2 separate regions of the Mus musculus genome follow, and region 1 is linked to region 2. Evidence: chromatin loops called from intact Hi-C (ENCODE). Cell type or tissue: left cerebral cortex. All regions are shown on one strand. Each heading gives the region's core, and the rest is flanking DNA. Links, peaks and the distances in the headings are about the cores only. Region 1 overlaps Ank (progressive ankylosis). Region 2 has its middle 140 kb from the start of Gm36899.

Region 1 (8,335 bases), core at 326-8,325, 260 kb after region 2:
CTAACTAGTTTATTAGTTGTTAATTGCCTGCTGTTTATATTTATAAATTGTACTATGTTAGGTATCTAGGCACAAGAAAACGTGTACATAGGACTTAGTACTATGTGTGTATCCCTTGAGGACATAGGCTGAGCCTTTCCCCATTGGCTGATCAGGTGATGGCTAAGCCTTCCCCCATTGGCTGGTCAGGTGGTGGCTAAGCCTTCCCCCATTGGCTGGTCAGGTGGCTACCCCATTGGCTGGTCATGGTGGCTGAGCTTCCCTACCCCCACCCCCACCCCCACCCCCACCCCGTTGGCTGGTCAGGTGATGGCTGAGCCTTCCCCCCATTGGCTGGTAGGTCTAATCTCACAATCTTACTCACTTGGCTTGTGTGGAAAGAGTTGGTGCACAGGAAAGAGGAATAGGAAGAGAGTCACTGCTCAAAGGGAAAAGGGTCACGGCTCCTGTCAAGTTCCTAGGATAGAAATTGTGTAAGCAAATGTTTTACTGGGTGAGGAGGATTGACCATTTGCATGAAGTCTTACAAGATGAGGTAAATACAAAGATTTAGTTCCTTGTCCTAAGACAAATGTTCTCGTGTTTGACAGTCAAGGCTCATCTTGACATTTCTCCCATGTTCGGGGTGTCACAGAGCACCCTCTGTGAAGACCACACAACAGCCAGGAGAATGTGGAAGAGCAGGTGTTTATAAATTAGCCATGGGCCACCAGACTAAGGCCAAGCCCAGCAAGACCCAGGCAGCCATATTCCAGCCGGTCCCTCCTGGAGTCCTCGTTTGGGATCCTACTGGACTCCTGCTTCTGGCATCTCCTAAAGTTGGCTGTCACTTGGGCGTCTTTCCGCAAGTTGGCAGCATGATCTGAGCCTCCGAACATCTAATTATCACAGCATGTTCGGCATCCCTCCTGTCTGGTGAGGCCTTCAGACCCTCTTCATGCAGTCTGTGCACTCTTTCTGGCTTTAAGGCAGCACTGTGCCCTAAACTGGTATGTGTTGCTACTGCAGGATGCCAGGGCCTGAATAATTTTAGATATGGGAGCCTCTGGAGAGGAGAGGGTAGACAGGCACTTGCTGGGGGCCCTGCCAATCCAAGCCTGTGCTCATTCCACAGCTGGTTGGTCTGTCAAGCCCTGATGTCAGAAGGCACGTGAGTGCCATCCCAGCAGAGGCCCACCCAGCCCTGTGGAGGAGAAATTTGGTACTCTGAAGGTCTTAGTCCAGAGGGAAATCTTCACTATCAGGCCTTCCTTTGACACAGGATCCCTCTTTTGAGTCACAGGTCCCTGCCAACGCTGATAGGTTTGGTGTGATCCAACATTGGTGGGCTCCAAGGATTCGCCTCCACCTTTGAAAAGCTGCAAGGTCACCTACATGCTGGTATTCATAGTGTCTGATTCCCTAGGAGAGCCATGTACTGGTTGATACAGAGACACTGGATCAAAAATGCCCATCTTAGGGGCTTGAAGCTGGAATCCGGGTCTGCAAGGCCTCCCACGTCCTCAGTTTCCCCATCTCAGAGTGGCTTGCTGTAATTCAAGGGCTGCCTGGCTTGACTCCCTTTTTGTCTGCTACTCTTGTTTAAGAGGCAGCATGTGCCCGCGCTGGCTGCAGCAGGACCACCTGCTGTCACCCCAGCATCCCAGGGAAGCTGCAGTTCAGTGAGGCTTGTCTCTTCTGGAACCCCACAAACTAGAAAATGTCAACACCCAAGTTGTTAAAGGTTAAAAGCCACTATCAGAGGTTCTGTTCGGGTGGCCTCTTTGTCCAGATTAGCTGTTGAGTTCCCATGAATGACCCAGTCTTACCTCCCTGTTGCTAAACTACCCTCCTGGGCAGCTGTCACTCAGCCTTCCAGGGTGACTGCTGGGGCCTGTCCTAGCCTTGGTACCATGCTGACCCTTTGTCTAGAACAAAGGCTGCCTGTGTCAGCCTTTGTTTCTGCTGTGGTCCCTCCCTCGAACCATGAGGTGGAGACTGCTTCCTCACTGTTCCATTATCCAGCAGAAGAAAATGCCTCCCTTGTGTGAGGGGGAGGGGAAGGGGTAGAAGGTAAATGGACAGAGGTCCAGGCGTTCTCAGACCAAGTCAGGATGCGGTTCTTTCCAGTGCCTTGGGGCATCCTGGAAATAGGGAGAGGGGCCTGGTAGAGGGCCCTGTCCTAGAGCATCTGTGACAGAGGCACCATCCCAGAATCGTATAAGGACTATGTGAGAAAAAACATGGAAAGTTCTTGGCCTGGGGTAACTGCTCAGAGTCTGTTGCACAGAGCTGTTTCCCTCCCCGCCCGCCCGGTTCTCTGGGAGCTGTCAGGGTAGGGCTTGTTAATTCAGCAGCCCCTGCAGAGCCGAGAGTTTGTCTCATGGGCTGGAGAGACTTAGGCATCCAAACAATGAAAACTGGTCTCCATGCCTTCCTCGTAATAGACTGTGCATGTCCACATGTGCTGTGAGAAAACAGATGATCAAGCATGTTGTATTGTTATCATTTTCCCCTTTTCTCAGAATTTGGTGGCATTTATGTGTGTGTGTGTGTGTGTGTGTGTGTGTGTGTGTGGTCATGGGTGTATGCAGATACACGTTAATCATGTGTGTTCACGCTGAGGTTGATGTTAGGTGTCCTGCTCCATAGCTCTCCACTTTGGATACTTTAGTTATTTTATTATTTTTGTTTTATGTGTGTTGGTATTTACCTAAATATATTTCTGTACATCATATGCACGCAGTACCCTCAGAGACCAGAAGATGGCACAAGATCACTTGGGACTGGACTCACAGATAATTGAGAGCCACCATGTGGGTGCTGGGAATTGAACTTGGCTCTTTTGGAAGAGCAGCCAGTATTTTTAACCATTAAGCCAGCTCTCTAACCCCCAAAGGGGTTTGTTCATTTCAGCTTTCACTAGAAATCCCTTGTCTTTGCTCCCAAGGGCTGAGACTCCTGGTAGCCAACAAGTCTTCACGGCATCGAAGGTGGGCACTGGTTATCTGACCTCTGGCCCTTGGGCTTGCATAGCAGAAACTTTATATCCTGATCCATTTCTTCAGCTCCCTTTGAAAACATAGTAGTCGTAGTCAAATACACATAATACAAACTTAGCATCTTGCCCATTGCGACTTTACAGTGAGGTACGGTCCTATGGTTGATTGTACTACCTCCTCGCATCCACAGAACTCTCAACCAACTGAATGTGTTTTCATTAGGCCCCATCCCCTAAGTTCCAAATTCTGAAAAGCTACTTACTGAAAAGCTACACTGAAGCTAGCATGTGGACCTTTCTAGACATCCTTCAGACCTGTTAAGGACTAGAATGGAACATTCTGTAGATACCTCCTGTGGAGCTGGCAGGCCCCGGACACCCAGCTCCTCTTCTGCTTGGTGCATGGCACCCCCTGCTGTTTGAAATGTCGCCTTGCTTCCAAGCAGTGTTCTGTGACTTATCAGGAATCTGGGGTCATAGCAGAAATGACAACAGGGCTCTCAAGAAGAATGAGTTCATCCCATCCAACCTCAATCGGAGGGCTGACTTTCATCTCCTTACTCTGTAGAAAAAGAGGGATGCTAAAACTACATCTGAAGGTGTTTATCTTCACGATGGATACACTTTAGAAGAAAATGGTAGCATTTATTACAGATTATTCACGATAAATGTGTAATAACCATGCTTGCCAGCAGGCCGGATGGAGAATATCAGGTGACACGTCACATCTTATCATGTGACTTTTCTAGTGCTTCAGAATAGAAAACCAAGACCTGTTTACTCTATGATGTATACAGCTGGCCATTATTTTCAGCAGTCTGACGTTTGCCAGCCTGATCTTACATAAGAAGTCCCTACCTGGGTTTTCTTCCTTGTGTCCTTCTCTTTCCCAGTGGGGTGCCTACCAAAGCCACCTTCTCTCACTGCCCTTTCAGGTGCTGCCTCTCATGGCTTTTCATGAGATCACCCTTTAGCAGATGGCTCACTCCAGCCTCGCTCCCGTCATTCTGACAGCGCTGATGTACACTCCGTCTTGGCGTGTTTCATACACTGTTGTCTGTTGGTATTTCCACACTGGAAGACAGCATTGCTTTCTCCTTCTCAACTGAGATGTTCACACAAGATGCTGGCTGTTGGAGCTGAGCCCTTAGCTTCCTTTTGATGTCTGCCCCCTCCCAAACATGACTTCTCATGTCCCTGATAAAACATATATGAAGACCCACTTGGTTTTTTCTGCAAAGACATAAACAGGGGCATGTTGTATTTAAAGCTGTTTCTAACAGGGTGGCGGGGATTGACAGGGAATAGCATGGTGTCTTTGAACTTGAGGTATCGTTGGCTGTGTAGTTGGAGGTGAGAGTCCAGGAAGCCCAGTTCTTGTCTTGTGAACTTGAACAATGCAGTTCCCAGGCCACATGGAGGGATTTTAGGAAGAAGGAGTTTATCATAGGGAGCTGAAGGGGGTGGGGGTGGCAGAGCTGGGCAGGAGGACCCTGGGAGGGGAGGGCCACCAGCCACACTGCTGCGGATGGAGGTGGGAATAGCTGGGCACCTGACGTTAGTGTGCTTTTCTGGAAAGAGCACTCCTTTAGGGGAAAGAGATAAGGAAATAACAGGCCCCTTACTGCCCTCGAAAGCCTCTGGCCATGGCAGAACCAAAGACCTTTGCTATAGACATTCCTTTCCTGGCATGCCTAGTTTACAGCAAGGAGGCTAAGAAATAAACTGGTTACTTTTATTTATGGTCTTTTTATCTATATCTCTGCCTAGTCAAATTCTACCGCCCATTCTCATCAATACTCTTTGTGGAAACTATCAACAGGGAAATGAAATCAATCCTAATCCCACGTGTATCTAGACGAGGCCACTATCGATGCCAGTTGGACCCCCAGTAAGCCATAGGAACCATAGCAGCAGACATTGACCAATCAGGGGTGGCGAGCTGCACAAGTCGTTGGCTACACTTTCTCGTTGATTTCCTTCCTCAGTTAGACCTTATGACAGCGTGGACCAGTCCCAACTCCACACACAGGTACCTCTAAGGAGGATGGTGCTCACAGTAGTCCTGTAAGGGACAAGATCCCATCTAGAACATGAGAGGCATTCTTGCCCAGAAGCAAAATATGAAGAATGAGTGGCAGGAATTCACCCCAGGCGGGCAGGACTCTTCTAGTTACAGGAAACACCGAGTCACCATAACACCTGATCTGTGTATAGAAGTATGGTCCTCCTAGTGGGAGGACCCCACCACATGCTGCACTGCAATTCTGATAAATGCTCTAGACAACAGTGATGCCTTGGGCCAGGTCTGTTGTTGTTTGTTTTAGAGACAGGGTTTCTCTGTGTAGCTTTGGGTATCCTGGAACTTGCTCTGTAGACCAGGCTGGCCTTGAACTCAGAGAGATTCACCTGCCTCTGCCTCCTGTGTGCTACGACTAAAAGTGTGTGTGTGCCTCCGTGCCCAGTTGGAGCAGGTATTTTACTCCAGGACAGATGCATGCATTTTACTTTTTTCTAGCTTCTAAAGATCAGAATCTTTCCTTCACTGCTCATTTTAACCACTGGGCCATGGAGAAAAGTTTGTGAATTCCTCAAAAGTAGAACCATCAGCTTAGGGAACTTCAAAAGCCATGTCACTAAGCCATACTGTCTACAGAGCAGAGCCCTGAGGACACCCAACAAGGAATGCACCTCTCTTGTCCTGGAGGTAGCTTTGTGTGTTCTCTGAACTGACAGGCTAAGGGAACAGCTGGCCTCTTAAACTCCATTAGCCAGACCTCCCCATTGCTGATCACGTGGCCCAGTGATGATGTTTGGCAGCTCTCTCCCTCTCTGTGTGCCATGACATGATTGGTCCTTGGTCAGCCCACACGGAGAGAACTGGTAAGGGGCTGTGTAGGATCCCACACGGGTTAGTCCCCTCTCCCCCTTACTTGTGTGTGTCAACATGGGCTTTAGATGCTCAATTTATGCTTGAGGTCATATCAAAGCTATTTTATTGTGTTGCTCATATTCCTGTCTTGGCCACTGGGGACTCCAGTGGCTCTGCTGTCCTCTTGACATGTCCTATTGTTTTCATTCTGGGCACTTCCTTCCTTCCTTCCTAGCACTCTAGATCTTCCAGGATAATGATAGTCTTATTCCCTGCTCTAGTCAGAGACTGAGTTTTCTTAAGGAGCTTTGGGTCCTTTGGTTAGACAACGAATAGACAACCCAAGGCTCCTTCCTAATGAGATGATACTGACAGCAAACTCTGCAGAAGCGAACCCAACCCTGCAGCTACTCCAGGGCACACACAAATCATGTCTGTTGTCAGTAGTTCATTAGGTTTTCATTCTGGTGTGGAAAAGTCAATGTCAGTGGCCTCTGCAGATATTTGATGAGCACAGCATGTCATGGTCAACCAGGAGGACATGTTCTGAGTTACAGCTACACTAGTTGAACTCGGTACAATGACATTTCCTAAAATACCCCTTGTTGAGTGAGCTTCCCGTTCTAGTTTTCCGAAACACTGGGTCTGATTATTACGCTAGAGCATGAAACCTGACCTGAAGGTTGGTGTCCTAGCTTTTAGCAAACACTCTTTGCTTCCCAGTTGTTTACATGTCCCCTTTTGGAGAGTTCGGCAAATATTCCCTTGTGGAAGACTGGTTAAAAAGCAATGCACCATTTTCTTAGTAGGAGCCTGAAGTTTCTGGCTTCGGAGACTTGAGAGAGGGAGAAAGAGGCCTCCCAAATGTACAGCTCCTGCTCTTCGATGGCCTTCTGCTAGCTGGAACAATGGCTTTTAACTTCAGTGTTCCTAAGACAGAGAGCTAGACCCTGCAAGTGTGTATGGTTGACAACCTAGGGTCATGCTCCTTATCTGCCCCCCTATTAACTGCCCTCCCCCAGAGAGATCACTTCTTACAAAACAGCAGACTTCAAGGTGAGCATCTTCCACGTGGAAAGGCCAGAGTGGGGAATTCCCTCACTCACTTGCTGCACAAGCATGTTTCTACCATACATCTGACATGCAGTTACACCCTCCTTTCCCTTGGTGTGTTGTGATTTAAAATCCACTTTACAATGACCTTTGCAAAGCCTAGAGAGCTTGCAACTTGTATTTGAGGCATTGTCTCATGTTCATATCATCTCTAGTTGAAAAAAAAAAGCACAGAAATGATTCTCTGGGAAGTCTGAGTTTTGTGCAGAATATGGCCCCTGTGACACATTCTACCCACTAAGGAAACACAGAATGGCTCATCTAGGCAAGATCCAATGCACGGATCCATGGCAGACTTGAGGGGTGGTTTATAGCTTTACTGCTGTGGGAAATATTTAGGGCCTAACACGAAGCAGCACCGAAAGAGGGATCTTTAATCTGATGCTGGGATGTGGTATAGACAGAGGGATAAATTGTCTTCAGCACCATACCCAGTGCTGTTTGGGAGTTATTAAAAATTGCTGTCATGTCTGCGATGTAGACACAAGTGATATCACACTATTTAAAACCAGCAATGGGGAAAGGTGGCAGGCCACTTGTCCATGTTATTCAAGTAATAAAGTTCCCAAGCTCCAAGTTGCTAGATCTGAGGGACTCAGAACGGCATGAATATGAATCCCTACCTAGCACCTGCTGCTACAGGCCGGTTGACTCTGCTCCCAGATGCTGATGAGACACCGGAAAAAGCCTATTGACTGTATAAAGTAAAACACTTGTGTTGATCTGCTAAGAGTTGTTGTTGTTGTAACGACTCGCTGTGGCCAGGCTAATTCCATGAAACTTAAACCAAGGTGCTACAATGCATTGGTACTCTGTTTTCACGTGACTGCAACTCACTCTCCAATATATTCAGTTTTATTTTAGACAAGACTTGCTTGTAGTTTAGGAAAAGGAGATAAGTATTGGATGGAACTGGCCTGTTTTAAACATTACCCTCTAAAGTTATGTCATTGTGTTTTTAAATTAAGGCTTTTAAAATCAACACAAAGTTAAAGTTGGATTAAAGTTAAAGTTAAATTAGGATTGCTCCCAGTTAACATGTCTCAAGCTACTGCGCATCCATCCTCTTTCCAGCCCTGTCCCCTCTTATAGGCACGCCACCCACCCCAACCCAGCCCCATTTCTCCTCCTGGTGGGTTTGTAACTGATGAACTATGATACTATAAGAAATTCTTTTGATGAATTATAATAGCCAAGTCCTGATACTTAAAGTCATTAAATGCCATACTATTTCCCTGCCTTAAACAATTAGTAATTATCCTTTTCCTCAGCTTTCTGAGTCCTGAGCCCTTGTTTAGCTCCATGTTGTGTCTGTGTAAAGCTCTTGCAGTGTAGTCAGGCGCAGCAGGTGTCTTTCGTCCCACCTGCAG
Region 2 (8,335 bases), core at 313-8,312:
TAAGGAACACAGTCTCTTATTGTTGAAAAATTACTTTGAGTTCTTCATCTCTCCTCCCTGCCTGCCCACATCACTGCAGCAACTACAAGAATCCAACAGAGCCAAAACACACTGGCCGAGTGGAACCACAGTCCTTCCTGATGTGCCCCACGCTCAGCCTCTGGGTGACGGAAGGGAGTTAGTCATGCACAAACAAGAGCATCCCTGAGCTAGCTTCATTTGCTTGGAATCCAAGAATCACCACCCACACAGTGGCAAGCCTAGAGTGCTGGTGACTCTTCTCTTTCCTTTCTTCATTTAATCAGTCAACACGGAGACAGGCCCTCCAGGAAGAGGCTCGAGTGGAGGAGTGTCCACGGTGGTCCAGAATGCCAAATCAACTCAGAAAAATAATACGGGAACTCAGGGATGGGTAGGAGGTATCAAAGATAAACTTCTAATCCAAAGGACAGGAGGCGGGCTACTCGAAAAGGCATCCTGGAAAGAGAAACGGACTCCTTTTCTTTCCTGGAATCAATGGGATACTTGAAATCTATGGATCTAGAGGTCAAAATATTTTCAAAGGTAGGCATGGTGCCACATACATGCCTGAAATCTCAGCACACAGGAGGCTGGGGTGAATGGTTCACAGGTTCAAAGCTAGCCAGGGTACTTAGTAAAATACTTAGTAAAATACTACATTCAAAAAACATATAAACACAGGAGCTAAGGAGGTGGCTGAGTCAGAAAAGTGCATACTATATAAGTAAGAAGCCCTGAGTTCAGATCTCATGGCAGCAGAGGCTGTAGCCCTAGCACTGTAGAAAGGGAGGAAGGCAGAACCCGGAAGCTCGTTCATTATCCAGTTTAACTAGAACACTGAGCTCCAGATTCGTCGAGAGACATTGTCTCAAGAAATAAGATGAGGTCTACACGGGAAGGTGTTCATCAGCCTTTAGCTGACACGCACTCTCTCTCTCTCTCTCTCTCTCTCTCTCTCTCTCTCTCTCTCTCTCTCACACACACACACACACACACACACACACACACACACTTCATGTGCTTAAGGAAGTCCCTGTGTGCCCAAGAGATTACCTCTCAATCTAACAGGCTCCAAAAACACAGTCAAATTCCATTGGAAAAATGAGTTCCAGAGCTGTGATTTCACCTGGGGATTAATTTTTGCTAATTTACCTTCATTTCTTCACACGGGACTTAAACCATAAATCCTGTCTACACAGGTATGTCTTTACTTACAACACCTTGGTAAAGAAAACAGTAATTTCCTGCTCAATTAAACAAGGTTCTTGCAGATGCTTGTTATCAACATTCTGCCAAAGCCAAAACAGACATAGGCTGTGATGGTTGGGCAGACTTTAAATGGGAGCATTCAATCCCAACGGGTGTGTCCTGATGTGATCATTACTTTGGGGACAGGTACTGTGTGCCTTTCCAGTCTAAGTTGTTCGGCTTCAAATACATTTTGCCTATCACTTAGGGGGACAAGTAAAAGCCTTTGTGAACTGCCTATAAAATTCCCAGCACAAGCTAAGTCATAGGCTCAGTTAGTTCATTTTTCCATTGCACCCATCTTCCCCAGAGCTTTAAAAAAATAATTGAGACTTTAATTAAAGACAAATTGTATTAGTCTTTTAAGGATGGAGAAGCCAAGACGCTCGCGCAAAATGAGTCATGGCTGGGGAAAGAATCAAACTCTATTTGCAAGTACTGTTTTTTTTTTTTATATCAATTCATTAGCTGTTACTTATTTCTTGCATTCCCTTTTAAGAAGATGGTTTCTGTATTTGTAATACAACGTAACTCTGCAAAAGAAATTGTATAGTATGAAAACAGACATCAGGATTCACTTCAATTATGTAGTACACTGTACTAAAAAATCCTGTTGCTTGTTATATATTTTTTTAATCTTTCTGAGTATATGGATATGCTAAATCCTCTTGGTAGCATACTAAGGGTCTGAGTGAAGCCTGTTTCTGTTCTCCATACAGCACAGTGCTGGTCTACTACTGTACTTTGTTTAGTGGAGCAAATATTAAACCAAGAAATACACAGTTAGGGGTTGGAGATATGGCTCAGTAGTCATGAGTGCTTGTTGCTCGTGCAGAGAGGACCAGAGTTCAGTTCCCAGCACCCATATCAGGTGGCTCAGTATGGTCTGTAGCTCCAACTCCAGGAGATCCAACATTTTCTCTGGCCTTTACAGAGCATGCTCCTGCACTTATTCACACGTGGTCACACACATATGCACACATGAATACAACTAAAATCTCCTTTAGAGAGAGAAAATGATAGGTAATTCTAGATGGCCAGACAGGAATACACCATTTTGTGATGGGGCAGCTCTTTGGGGACATTTTACTTGGCAGATCTTTGTCTGTCTGTCTGTCTCCTCCCCCCTTATCCTTCATCTTCCTCCCACTCACTAGACAGTCTAAGTTCTAAAGGGTCTACCCAAATGGTGGAGATGTAAACTGGTAAAACTTCCTTGAGATTCCCAGAACCCACTATATCTGCTGTTCTCTGTCCATAGTCTTTAGCTAATTAGGTGCAGGAGGCCCATGACTCTGTTGTGTTTGGACAGAGAAAAAAGAAAAGAGACAGCAGACTAAATAACAAAGGCCTCTGCCTCCTAACCAATATCTCCATATCCTCCCTCTGTCCCTTCTCATAAAAGCCCTTTGTGCCCTGGAGGCCTCAGAGAAGGACTCTGTAACAAGAATCTCCTTCTTGCACCTTCCTATCCTCACATTCATCATGAACACCAAAGAGACCAAAGAGCACAAGAGCAGGATCACCCACGGACGGCGCCAAGGACAACTTCTGCACCTGCCAGCTTTGGTCCTGCTATGAGCACCAACAGTGGGAAGGAAGATAGGATTATGGAGGGGCACATTCCACACATTGTCCTAGGCGGGACAAGAACTCCAGGTGGATAGAAGGCTGAATTCAGAGCTTAAGAACCGACCTGTCTACTCCCCATGAGGGACTCTTCTCTAATTGATGAACGTCTAAAATCGTTTTCAAAGAATTAAAAAGAAAAATCTTATCTACAGCCACCATGAGCCAGACCGCAAGCACCCACACTTCTCCCCATACTACCAGCTCCTCCTCCACGAGGAAGATATATCCCTGTCGCCATTTTTTTTTTTTCAGAATAACCTGGAGTTCTCAGAACATACTGTAATTCTCCCAGGAACACAAAACAGAAAAACGACTGAGTATGGCTCGAACCAACTTCCATTTGACCTATGGGACACCTATTATCTACCAATATCCACCATGTTTTCCTATTCTGGGACTCTGTCCATCAGCCCTAACACTGGAATTCTGTCTACTCCAGCATATATTTACGACCCCATTCAGGCAGGGGGACACAAGGAAGACTGGTGTCTTCCCAGTAGCAAAAGAGTGGCCCAGGCAAGTTACATAGACTCTCTGTGCCTCAGTTTCCTTCTCAACAAAACAGCACTGTCTCCCAGAGTCCTATAAGGATGAAATATGATGACTATAAACCAAACATTAGTGTTCACATGCTAACTGGTACAATTATCTTGATTACTGCCAGAACATTTATTTACACAGTCCCCAGTCTTTTTACTCTACCTAGGACTAGCCTTTAGCTTTCAAAGCAGAATGGGGCAACCCGTTTAAATAGAAGAGTATAAATAAGACTGCGTTGAGAAGTGACTGAGCTGGAAGGTGTCCTACTGGCAGTGACACAGCAGTGGAGCGGTGACTTGTAGCTTTGCCCATTTCCACTAGATGGCGCTGATTTATTACAGCCCACCCACAACCCTTTGCATGTAAGTTACACAATAAAAGACACGTGCGTGAGGTACCTGGCAGGTATTGTTTTCTAAAGGTCTCCCTTGATTCTACTTCTGGCACGGGGCAGTACAGTCCTCTGCATCAGACCATGCACCACCCCTAAAGAAGGCAGGGATTGTCTTGTACTGGATTTATTTTAGAGAGAAGGTAGAGATCGTTGTCTTTTGAGATTACGATAAGGGGGTCACACAACCAACACATAAGGAATCTCTTTATGGCAAACACGGAGCATCATGAATTGCTGACATACAAGAAACCGACGCGACGCCAGTAGAGATTAGTGACAGTCTGAGGAGCTTTCCAGTAGGTTGTTTGCTCCATTGAGAAAAATCACACCATCACCTGCTGTTAAAGGGCAGCAGCTGAGCAGTGAGCTGTGCTGAATTTTCGGCTGCTGCCCAATTTGGAAAGTAAATTCCTGCCTTTTCTTCAGTTTCCAGGAACAATAGCCTCCTATTCCACCCACAGATGGAAACCCTGATGGAAGGTTGTTGTTGTTTTTCCCCCAAAAGGACCTTCCAGGATTCCCAGTAGTTGCTGTCTGGGCTTTATCTGTAGAGCTTGTAGGCCTGCCCGGGAACCACAAGGTGAGACAGCTCTTGGCACTCATTCTCTCCCAGTGAGGGCCCTGCTTCCCCAGACTGCACGGCTCTTTTCTCTGAGTGGAAAATATTCTCTTCACATCTCTCATCGGATTTCAGGAGAGCAGTTCAAGATACCTCTTGCTAAATGACGAGGAAGAGGGGGAGCTATTCGCCAAAAGGAAATATCTTGTTTTCTGTCTCCATGGCCAAGAATTGATTTCAAAAGAAGCTTGTTTAGACTGTTTTTGTTTTAAGTTCTAGTCAAGCATGGAGAAGAAGCCTTTGAGAGCTCTGTTACTGGAGATGAAGTGCAAAGATGACTGGCCTACCCGGGCAACCTTGGCATGGGGCAGAGGCTTGCCATATCTCATTGTCCAGCACACAGCTCTTCTTCCATTCACCTTATCCTGTCTGTCTCCACACCAAGGCTACTGGCAGACAGGCAGGCAGGCAGGTGCTATGACCCCTTTCAGACACATATGGTTGGATATGCTCAACACTGAAAGTCAGGGGACCAGTGAGGTGACTCAACGGGTGAGGGTCACCAAGTCAAAAAACCTGGGCTCAGTCCCTGGGATCCATATGGTGGAGAGGAAAATAGATTCATTGAAGTTGTATGCACACTGAGGGTTACCTATGCCCAGCCCCCCACAAAAAGTACATAATCACGTGTGTACGTATTTAAATAAAAGAAGAAAGTCAGGAGCAGAGTTGAGACTCACACCCACATCCTTGCACAGTTTTGCCCCAGTTTTCACCTTCATGTGTTGCGTGCTGTTCTTTGCCACACTTGGTCCACGATAAACTCACCTTCCTGCTGCGTCTAATCAGCCTGTTTTTCCTATGAAGCCTAAAACTGTTGGATTTCATTTAGTAAAACACGTGACTGACGAATTTGTTTTATTTATGTTTTGAACTGCAAATACTTTTTTTTTTCTTTTGTAAGGGAAATCTCATACAGACGGGAAAATCAACCACTTTTTCAAAATCATTTAAATGGAAAAGGGATGTCGGTTTGGGGCAGACTCATTTCCTGTTCTACATCCATGGTGGGTTCAGGATGCAATTTTGGATGACAGTAAAGACACTGGGGTGTTTGCTGTTTTCCTTTGCTAAACGACATGATTTAAGAACAAGTGAAATTGTGTTTCTGCGGGCTCACCTCCATATTTACTCTCAGCCTGACTCTCATTTTCCAGTGTCTCATAGTCTGGAGAGGAAGTGTGGTCTAGTGGTCAGGAAAAAAACAATTTAGGAGACTAGAGTTGTGTTTTCTATTCCTGTCTCACTACCTGACTCATTGTAAAGTGCTAGAGAGTCACTTAGTCATCATGACACTCAGTTTACCCATATTGCACTATCTAACGATGGGGCTCAAAAATACAGACCCTTGTCAATATAAAAGGAAATATGAGGCCGGCTCTAAAAAGAAATAGCATGGCATGAACACAAAGCCACGTGAGCACATAACAGGAATGTCCGAGAAATGTAGATTCTCTAATTCATACATGAAATGAGAGATGTCATCAGAGATGCTTCCAGTAAGTATTGGTCCCGCTGGTGTTGGGTGACAGGAGCTGGCTGTGATCATATCTGGGAATCTACTCATGCTGAGAAGGAAATCTCAGAACCAGGAGCCAAGAAGAGGGGCACTAGCAATTTTCTAGGGGGTAGGGAGCTTTCTTCTAGTCTCCAGAGAAAATGTAACATAGTGAGAGCACCCCAACTTCATTCAAGGTTCACACTCTAAGGTATAATAAATAAGGCCTTCCCAAGTGTGGCTGTTGGTTGGTTGTGGTGCAAATGTAAGAGTTACCTGCATCTCTTTCCTTCTTCAACAAGATACTGCACATAAACCCTGTTGGCTCCAAGGAGGGCGTTCTGCAAAGCTACTCCAGTCACTGCTGCACACAGACTCATTTTTATTCCAGTGCATGGTCTCCTGGCTGGCTGGCTGACTGACAGCCATTCTGAGCCTACAGTTACCCAGGAGAAGAAAACAGAGTTGTGCTCAGAATTCACTGCTTGGCTCTGAAGTCTGTGTCATTGTGTTAGGAGTTGGGGCCTTTGCAAGACAGAGCCTACTGAATTGGTAGCAAATCTACATTTGACACTAAAACTTGTAATCGCATCTACTAGTACTTTAGACTAACATTTATTTACTGAGAATACACTAATTTCCAGGTTATACAAGGCTATACATAACTGCACTTACCTCTCCTTTAAATATGATAAGGGAAGGCTTATTGTCTTCATTTTGTAAACAGGAACTCTTAAATTGAGAAGTAAGACCACAGAGTGAGACATGGAACCCAAAGCTGAGGCCTGAGGCTGTGACCTTGCCATCAGGAATGGAAATCAACAGCGTGTTCAGATTCATTCTAAATGGACCAAAACCTGTCAATTAGGGTATACTCATTTCCTATTTCATATCAGTTGTAGATGTCATTTTGGGTAACAACAAAGACAGGTGGACATTTTGCTGTTGTTCTTTGCTAAGTAACTATATGTCAAGTAGGAGCTTCCTCCAGCAACTGTTAGGCAGAGAATAGGACCTGACTCGTGCCTTCTATTCTAAGAAGCGACAGGGAGTACCCATGGCCTATGGGGGGGTTATGCTGAGTCCCTGACTGGTCAGGCTGGTCTTAGCCTTCAAGAGCAAGTGAAAACAGGGGATGGAGCCCATTGTTTCAGACAGCAAAGCACTCCTGTACAAAATAAAAAAGCAATAATTTAGAACATCACAGATTCTGCAGATACAGATTCGTGTAAAAGAAGGGAAAGAGAAGCTATTCTAAGCTCCTTTACCTGCATGACAATGAAACCCAGTGTCCCACAGACAGTGCAGGAAGAGCCTACTGAGGATCAACCATGACCATCCATCCTCTATGAAACCGTCACGAAAGCCAGAACATTAGGACCAATGAGTCAAAGTGCCCACAAAGAAAAAGACACACCCAGGCAGAAGGCACCCTCCAGCCATATGGGAACTTTCATAGCCAGGAGCATATGAGTGAAAAAGTCCCCAAGTCTTGAAAGGAAATTAAAGAACCATAAAGCACAGATGTTATCTTTATGGTAAACACTTTGTGATTTAGACTTTGAGACATTACAGCATGAGTGATCGGGGCTATAGCTCAGTGGTAGGCACTTACCCAGCATACACAAGACCCTGTATATCTGAATATGTTACTGAAGGGGACGGGGAAGTGTAGAATGTGGAAACGAGATTATAGGTAAGGTTCCAACTAGCACATCCTGAAAAGAAAAAGAGGCATTAATTATTAATTAATCCAAGAACAACAGTAAGTCATTCTCGGTAAACTATGGCATGGAATTACTTAAACTTTGGAGAAATGCATGACTGAAAAAGAATAGAGAATGAAAGGGAGAGTGACCCCATAGGAGGACCAGAAGACTCAACTAACCCAGACCCCAGGGAGCTCCCAGAGACTGAGCCACCAACCAGGGGCATACACAGGCCGGTCCAAGGCCCCTGGTGCATATGTAGCAGAGGTCTGCCTGGTGTAGCCACGGGAGAAGATGAGCTTAATCCTTAAAAGACTTGAGGCCCCAGAGAAGGAGAGGCATAGTGAGGGGACGGGGTGGGTTGGGGGAGACTGAGGGGAGCACCCTTTCAGAGGCAAGGGGAGGAGGAATGGGATGAGAAACTGTGGGATGGGAGATGGAGTGGGGGCAATGACTGAAAAAAGAGTAGAGAAACCTGGGTGATGGTAGCATGGGTGCACACATATGTGGATATATGCATGTGTGTACACACAACAGAGAAAAGAATAAAAGGAGTATTGTAAGGGACTGTGCTAAGGAAAATGCTAACGCAGTGCTGATGCTGATCATTAAATTGGCACACAGGCAAGGTATAGAGGAAAAGGTTTTAACTGCTTAGAAATAAATACTGGAAA

What was found. A loop is a pair of places that touch in the nucleus more often than their neighbours do. Peaks named below come from ENCODE experiments on the same cell type or tissue, not always from the same donor. Only the 100,000 strongest peaks of a DNase experiment are listed, where the experiment ranks them.
Region 1: it touches region 2 in a loop (5-fold over the local background); 37 of 42 quality-filtered maps call a loop at or near these places.

What each region holds. Positions count from the first base shown.
Region 1 is chr15:27,579,885-27,588,219 of GRCm38, forward strand. All of the region lies in intron 8 of Ank (progressive ankylosis), which reads left to right. Among named protein-coding and RNA genes, the nearest start is that of Mir7117, 13 kb to the left of the region's middle. In left cerebral cortex, for the core only: CTCF peaks have their summits at 2,739 (motif pointing right), 3,402 (motif pointing left), 3,601 and 6,034; DNase peaks (open chromatin) are centred at 1,107, 2,745 and 3,382; H3K27ac peaks cover 3,702 bases.
Region 2 is chr15:27,322,271-27,330,605 of GRCm38, forward strand. No RefSeq gene overlaps it. Among named protein-coding and RNA genes, the nearest start is that of Gm36899, 140 kb to the right of the region's middle. In left cerebral cortex, for the core only: a CTCF peak has its summit at 3,754 (motif pointing right); DNase peaks (open chromatin) are centred at 3,767, 4,171, 4,358 and 6,389; H3K4me3 peaks cover 348 bases; H3K27ac peaks cover 1,121 bases.